2 separate regions of the Homo sapiens genome follow, and region 2 is linked to region 1. The links are chromatin loops, found by intact Hi-C in ENCODE. Cell type or tissue: IMR-90. All regions are shown on one strand.

Region 1 (4,000 bases):
CATTTAAAGGAAAACAGAAGAAAATACACATTTCAAGAAAGGCTTAAGCCTTTCTGGAAAGAGGAGAGAGATGCATTTTTTAGAGTGCTGAGCAGCTGCAAATACTTGTCTATCTTGAATCAGCCAACCATGATTCTTACAATCAGCCCCAACATGTAGTGCAGAGAGAGCAGGGTTTGTCATGAAGATCTTCAAAGACCTTCAATGCAGAGGACTTTGGTAACAGCGTCAGTTCCCTATCTTCCTAGTAAACAGCACTCCCATCCACCAAGTGTCCAAGCCAGAAACCTAGGAGATGTTCTCAACTCGTCCATTCCTTCATTCCCTTCTCTCACTCAGTCACCATGTTCTCATACCTCCTTAATCTCTCCTAAAGGTATCAATTTGTGGGCACTCCCCTTGCTACTGTTAGAGTTCAGTGCAATTCTCTCTCAGTTAGACCTGTTACAAAAGCCTCCTCACTGGTCCTTTTCACTTTGACTTTACCCATTCCAGCGTGTGTTCCTTATTCTACATTCAATGTGTTTTCTGAAACACAAATCTGAGATTTACAACATAATGGTTAAGAACTCGGGCTCCAGGTCAGAATGCCTGGGTTCAATTCCACACACCACCACTTACCAGCTCTGTGACTTTGATCAAGTTACTTCTTGTTATATGCTGAGTTGCGACTGCATTTGGAGATGGGGTCTTTAAAGAGGTAGTTAAGTTAAAATGAAGTCATTAGTGTAGACCTTAATCCAATCTGACTGGTGTCTTTATGAGAAGAGGAGGTCAGGGCACAAACAGGTGCAGGGGAAAGACCACGTGAAGACATAAGAAAAAGACAGCCATCTGCAATCCAAGGGCAGAGACCAGGAGAAACCAGCTCTGCCGTCACCTTGATCTTGGACTTCTGGCCTCCAGAATTGTTAGAAAATAATTTTTTGGGACAGGCGCAGCGGCTCACGCCTGAATCCTAACACTTTGAGAGGCCAAGGCGGGCAGATCACTTGAAGTCAGGAGTTCAAAACCAGCCTGGCCAACATGGTGAAACCCTGTCTCTACTAAAAATACAAAAAATTAGCCAGGCATGGTGGCAGATGCCTGTAATCCCAGCGACTCGGGAGGCTGAGGTAGGAGAATCACTTGAACCTGGGAGGTGGAAGTTGCAGCAAGCCGAGGTCATGCCACTACACTCCAGCCTGAGCGACAGAGCAAGACTCTGTCTCAAAAAATAATAATAAATAATAATAATAATAATTTTTTTGTTGCTTAAGCCACCCAGTCTGTAGTACTTTATTCTGGCAGCCTCAGCAAGCTAATAGACTCTACTCTCTAAAGCCCATCTTTGCATGGCAAAATGGAAATAATAATAGTATCTCTCTCAGAGAATTGTTGGGAGAATCAACTGCAATACTGTGTATGTTACACCTAGAACATTGTCTAACACATAAGTCATACAAAGGAGCAATGAAAAAGATAGTGATGATGACGATGCTACCTCCTTACCTAAAATTCTTCATTGGCTCCACATTGCCCAAAAAAAGAAAGTCCAAACTTATTAGCACGCTCCACGGCACTAAATGACCCAGACAGTGCATGCCCCTCAGCTCACCTCTTGCATGTGCTACAGCCATTCCAAACTGCTTAGAGTTTCCAGAGCACCTGCTGTCCCATTGTCCCAGGCTTTCTGATGCCTCCCTTTCTTCCTAACAGCCTTTTCCTACAGCATTGCTTACTCTCATCTTCAGAACAACTGCTCAGCTAGGATGTCATCTCCTCAAGGATCTCTCTGTGCTCACTTCTGCCCCCTGCTGAAATAAGAGCCCACAACACCCTGTCATTAATTTTATTTTACCACCTATCACTCTGTATGATAGTTGCATATGTCCTATCAGACTTTTCCAAAGGACCTTCTATTCCTTCAGCGATTACGCCTGATTCATTATTGAATCCCCAGTGTAGATCCTAACATGTGCCATGAACTAACTCATGAAATATTTGTGGAAGGAATGAATGATTCTGACCCTATGTCATCAGCCATGCTTTCAGTGGGGGCCTTGCCTGCTCGTTCCCACAGCACACTCAATGAGAATCTCACAAGGCATGACAATGCATGCTCAGGTGCCAGAATTCAGGACTAAGTCTCTGGTAGATAACTGTGTGTTTCAAAATCATTGCAAGAGGATACAAAGGAATGTATTATATTTGACAGGAAAAACCCTGGTGTGCAAACAATACATCTATGTAAGCTGCAAAAGAATGATTGTAAGCTTTTTTGAAAAAGAGGATGAGATGTGTTCAGTAACTCTGAGGAATTTGTTATTTACAAGCACGTTGCTGGTATTTTGGCCATCAGGCATTTCTCTCAAATGAAATGCCAAGAATGTGCCTGAGAACAACAGATGCCTTTCATTTGGAGGCCCAGCTCTGCTCCTGACAGAAAGTGTGTCCCCATAAGGTACACCCTGCTTGCCCCAAACATGCTGGCCCAGAAGGCATTACCCGTCCCCCCCTCTCATTTCCTCCGTGCTAGCAGTACCAGCCCCTGTGAGGAAGACTCAGAGGTCAGTCGACACCCAGCCATTCCCCCACATACATGCTGACTAAACTATCCTGAGTAAACCAGTCGAGGCCTTATAGCCCCCCAAAACATTTGCATGATGATGTTACTTTTTAAATTCAGTATCAGCCTGGGTGTGGTAGCTCATGCCTGTAATCCCAGCACTTTGGGAGGACGAGGTGGGAGGATCACTTGAGGTCAGGAGCTCGAGACCAGCCTGACCAACATGGCAAAACCCTGTCTTTACTAAAAATACAAAAATTAGCTGGGCGTGGTGGTGCATGCCTGTAATCCCACCTACTCGGGAGGCTGAGGCAGGAGAATCATTTGAACCTGGAAGACAGAGGTTGCAGTGAGCCAAGATTGCACCACTGCACTCCAGCCTGGGTTACAGAGTAAGACTCTGTGTCTAAATAAATAAATAAATAAATTCAGCATCAGGAATTTTGAACTGACGGGCTTTCTCTCACTGATATGTTTCCATTTATGTCTTAATTGCCAAGACTTTGAGACTCGCATTGAATATCTAATCACAATGACTATGTTAGCCGATGCCTTAGGTCTGTTTCCTTCCTCACTTCTGTATGATATTGAATTGTCCAGTTTTACTCTAATTATGCTGGCAGAGGGCATGGGTCTGGGCTCTGAAGTCAGACTACCTAGGTTTGGATCCCGGCTCTGCCCCTCATCAGCCGTGTAAACTTGGGGAAGCTAATTAACCTTTCTGTGCCTCAGTCTCCTTATCTGTAAAATGGGGACAGTTAAATGAGTTAATACACATAAACAGAAAACACAGATATGAAGATATAGAAACGTATGTAAAAAATAGAACAGTGACTGGTACAAAGTCATTGCTACGGCAGAATTTTTTATATGTAGTTATTAATATAAGTTGCTTGAATATCTTTGGGAAGCAGTTTAAGTATAAATTATAAATATATGATAATATTAGTAAAACATATTTGCTTTAGGAATGTATAGCTTGTAATTTTTCTGATTGGTACAGAGTCATTGCTACAACAGAATTTTTTTATATATAGTTATTAATATAAATTGCTTCAAATATCTTTGGGAAGCAGTTTGAGTATAAATTGTAAATATATGATATTAGTAAAACATATTTGCTCTAGGAATGCTTAGCCTGTAATTTTTCTTTTTGATAACACAATTGACAGAACAAATTTGATTCAGGACCTCATGGTGTATGCACACACACATACACACACACACAAACACACACGCTGTATTTACCTTGAAAACAAAACTACAGCAATATTCTAATCCTAAATGTGAGTTTTTTGTATTTGGAATTCTGTGATTTGAATTGCTGCAAAATCTATGTCTACTGGACCACTGCCACTTCTTACATTTTACTGTGTTTGAATAATTTGGGTCTCAAAGGAGAATCATGGTTTAAAAAGCCAAATAAAGAGAATAATGTGTTAATAAGCTTAT
Region 2 (4,000 bases), 130 kb before region 1:
GAGACTTACCCGCGGTGCAGACCTTCAAATACAGGTTTCCACCCGGATGGCTTGTACTTGGCCTTCAGCACCTCCAGTGGTGGCGGTGGGATGGTGGCAAGGAGTGGGAGCTCTGGCTGCCAAAACCTTGCAGTACAATTTAGAGAAGTTGGTCGGATTTGGAGGATTGAGAAAATACAGGATTCAGCCAGTGTGAAGACTATTGCCTTTCAGTGCTAGAAGGGTGGTCCCTGGGGGTGGAGGTCTGGCCCAAGGCCCACTCAAGTCCCATCACCTGAACAAATATCTCCGTCACATCGACGTCACTGGTGAAAACAGCTGAGGTTCAGCTAAAGCATCTGCTAATGAATCATTTACATGGTGTCAGCTCTCCCACTGGGGGAGTCCATCCTGTACTCTGACACTATTTTTCTTAAATGAAAAAAGAAAACTCAGAGTGGTATTTATCTAGGTTAACTGACTAAGTCAGCACAGTTGGCTCAATCAGCTTAAAGAGACCTCACTGATCACCAGCTCCAAATAATCTCAAAACCAGCCTCTGTATCCTCCTCCTCTGAAGGACAGATGCAAACCAAAGGCTAAGTCCTGTGGGTACCAAAACCACTGCTCCCTGTGATGGGGAGATGCAAAGATGAGCTGCCTCTAAAGGTTCCCAACCAGGTGACAAGCAGGGGAAGACTCTGCCTGGCGTTCGGGTAGGGCGGGGGAGGCTTAATGGGAAATTGGGTGTTCTCTGTGCCTCCAGCCCAGGGCTGCCTGGGAACTTAGGGAGGTGTAGGAACCCAGGCCGCAGGCGTGTGGCATGAGTGTAGACACGCTGAACCTGGGCCAACTTCAGCAAAGGCTAAAGTGAAATTGGGTTATGCGGGCAATTGCTTTGCTTTCTTCTGCCAGTGGCAACTGTGTTTTAAACTGTATTTTGCATTAACGTATGGAAAATGGGGTTGAGTTTCTTGTACAAGGTAGCAGACAGGGCCAGTTTCAGGCTATTTTCTAAGCTAAGAAAACACTTACTTGAGCTTTCTAAAAGGTATTTTTACCCCAACTTTTAAAGGTGTGTCAATTAAAAGCATTTAATAAGTGCCTGATTGGGCATAGCTGTAGATACACTATGTAACAGAGGGTTCACAGACACAGGTTTATGAGGCTTTATTATCTGGTATCAATGAAGCCAATATGATGTATATTTTGCAAATTTGAAAAAGTTCAAGAAAGTCTTAGATGGTAAATTTATGATAGAAGATGTCTCTCGCCTTAGAAGAATTCTTTCGTAGTTACATACTCAGTCATCTCCTTTATAGACATTGTACTCTCTAATTCTTCCCTTCCTTACAGTTTAACAATTCCTTATACTTCCAGAAAATTCTCCAAGGAATGTTGAGGCTGTGCTTCTATATTTAGAAGCACTGGAAAACCCTACTTTTGGAAACTTGGGGATTTGTTTGTGTTTTGGAAATAATGTACATCTGAACAACTCCTGTAGTTGTGTTTCTCTGGGTTACATCACCCCTAGAAGAACTAATTTGAAATATACAAAGTAAAGAAAGCAACGCCAGGTTGAAGTTTATCCAAGCAAATGATGAGGTTAATACAGGGTCAGACTCTTCTGCAAATCCCTCAGCTTCCGTGACATCATCCTCCAGGCTATGGACAAACCATGTGACCTGTTACTTATCACTGACGAGCAAATGGACTCTTGCCAGTGGATTCTTCAAAACCTTCTTTCTCTTGCAGCATTGTCCCATTCAATGAATTTATACAGATTATGTCTATTAGAACAAAGAGTTGGAGCCATTCATTAAAAACCACGAGGTTCAGAATAATGATTCTAACTCATCTGCTTGAGTTTGGATTCTCTGCAGCAGTGAACATAGAAGAAGATCAGAAAGAACAGATGTCTATTTTTTAAAGACACATGGATATACATCTCTGGGCCTGTGCAGTTTACTTAGCATCTGCATGCTTTCTAAAGTAAAGTACATAAGCCAACAGCATAGTTACTGCCAAACAAGCTCTCAAATTCCTGTATTTATACTAAAAGGAAGCAAAATTCTAAGCAAAAAGAAGAAGAAATTGTTTATAAAGATCTAATCGGAGAAGAAAAACTTTCTCACTGGGATGGTATGCAAACTCATTCTAAAATAATAAGCCAATGTTAGGGAGGCACTGTGATTTTATATTTTTCTTTAACAAATATATTATGAGCACTTCTTATGTGTCAGGCACTGTGACAGGTGCTATAGATATTACAATAAGAAAGGCAAACTTGGCTTTGCTCTTGGAGTAGTCACAATAAATGAATTTGAATAAAAGGACTTATTAATAAAAGAATTACAAATTGCGATAAGTGCTACAAAGGAAACTAACAAAGGACTGACTTAGAGACTGGCAAGTTATCAGAAAAAGCCCCTCTGAGGATGTCATACTTAAGCTGAGGTCTGGAGTATGAGGAGGGGAAGAAGGCAGAGTGTTTCCAAGCAGAAGAACAGCACAGCCAGAGACCCAGAGACAAGGAATCACTGTGCACATTTGAGAAACTAAAAGAAGGCCAGCATGGCTGAACCTGAGTGACCAAAGGTGAGAGTGAGATAAACTGCAGTTAGAGATGTGCAGGGACTGGATTGTCAGAGCTTTCCACACCACTGTGGATTGTGGATTTTACTCCATATGCAATTAGAAGGATTGTAACTAGCAATCATGATAGAACCTGGCTTACATCATTAGATTATGCTGAATGCTGTGTGGAGAATGGGTTGGATGGTAGGGATTTTTGTTCATTTTCTGTTACTATAACTCAATACTTGAGACTGGGTGTTTATAAAGAAAAAAAAATTATGTCTTACAATTGTGGAGGCTGGGAAGTCCAAGACTTAGTAGCTGCCTTTGGAGAGGACCTTCTTGCTGGTAGGGACTCCCTGCAGAGTCCTGAGGTGGTGCAAGGCATCACATGGTGACGGAGCTCACAAGAGATGGCCAAATTGACTTTTATAACAGATCCACTCTCGTGATAACTACCTCACTCCCTCCATAACCCACTAATTTATTAATCCATGAATAGATTAATCCATCTATGAGGGCCCTCATGACCCAATCACTTCTTAAAGGCTCCACTTCATAATATTGTTACACTGGGAAAGTTTCAGCTTGAGTTTTGGAGGGGACAAGTATTCAAATCATAGCAGTAGGTAAAGAAGAAGAAATAAAAAATTCAGGAACTGTTGGAATAGTCTACATATGAGATAACAGTGACCTGGGAGAGCACACTCTTGGGGATGGAGAGGCATGGATTGGTTGGAGACCTACCCTGCTGTGGAACCAACAGGACTGGAAGTAGATGTGGACTAAAGAAAGCACTCCAGGGCGACTTCCAACTTCCAGCTTTAACAACCAGGTGGATGATGGTGACATTTACTGAGATGAGGGAGGTTGTGAGGAGTAAAATGTTGGGTGTATGACCAAGAGCTTTGTTTCAGACAAATTTAGATATATGTGCAAGACAGCCAAGGAGAAAGAGTGTGTAGGCAGTTAGATACATGAGTCTGGAGCTTAAAAATCTAACTTTGGAAGTCATAGGCATACAACAGTATTTAACATCTGGAAATGAATGTGTCCACCTGGTGTTAGAGCACAGAGTGAGAAAAGGGGCTGGGACTGAGGATTTTGAACTGCCACCACGTTCAATTAAGTAGTTGATGCATAGCCAGCAAAAGAAATAGCTTTCATTGTTTTAGCCCTGGCTCTGTCACTAAGAAGCCTGTGTCCATGAGCAGGCATTGAGCAGATCCCAAAGGTTCCTTATTGCTTTACCATTCTATGATTTTACCAAAAGGCATTTTCTCAACCCTGCAATGAGAGGAATGTTGGGTGAATTCAGGATTGAGGTTATAGATGTCAGCTAGAGTGACACGCATCTTATATCCTCATATTTCTGCAGACAAAATTCTCAGTAAATAATAGTCCTCACATTTGTGTGGAAAGAACCATCAGACCATAGCAAAGA

The links. Peaks named below come from ENCODE experiments on the same cell type or tissue, not always from the same donor. Only the 100,000 strongest peaks of a DNase experiment are listed, where the experiment ranks them.
Region 2: a loop joins it to region 1, with 8 times the contacts of the local background. A loop is called at or near these places in 1 of 110 quality-filtered maps.

Annotation. Positions count from the first base shown.
Region 1 is chr9:86,613,422-86,617,421 of GRCh38, reverse strand. No RefSeq gene overlaps it. Among named protein-coding and RNA genes, the nearest start is that of LINC02834, 93 kb to the left of the region's middle. RefSeq lists an enhancer at 1,441-1,942. In IMR-90, a CTCF peak has its summit at 1,778 (motif pointing left); a DNase peak (open chromatin) is centred at 2,061; H3K27ac peaks cover 1,303 bases.
Region 2 is chr9:86,747,715-86,751,714 of GRCh38, reverse strand. LOC124902195 (a long non-coding RNA gene) reads right to left here and starts at 678. Exons shown (of 2, transcript XR_007061637.1): 1 at 10-678. In IMR-90, no CTCF peak of the experiment used is centred here; DNase peaks (open chromatin) are centred at 1,664 and 2,024; H3K27ac peaks cover 2,242 bases.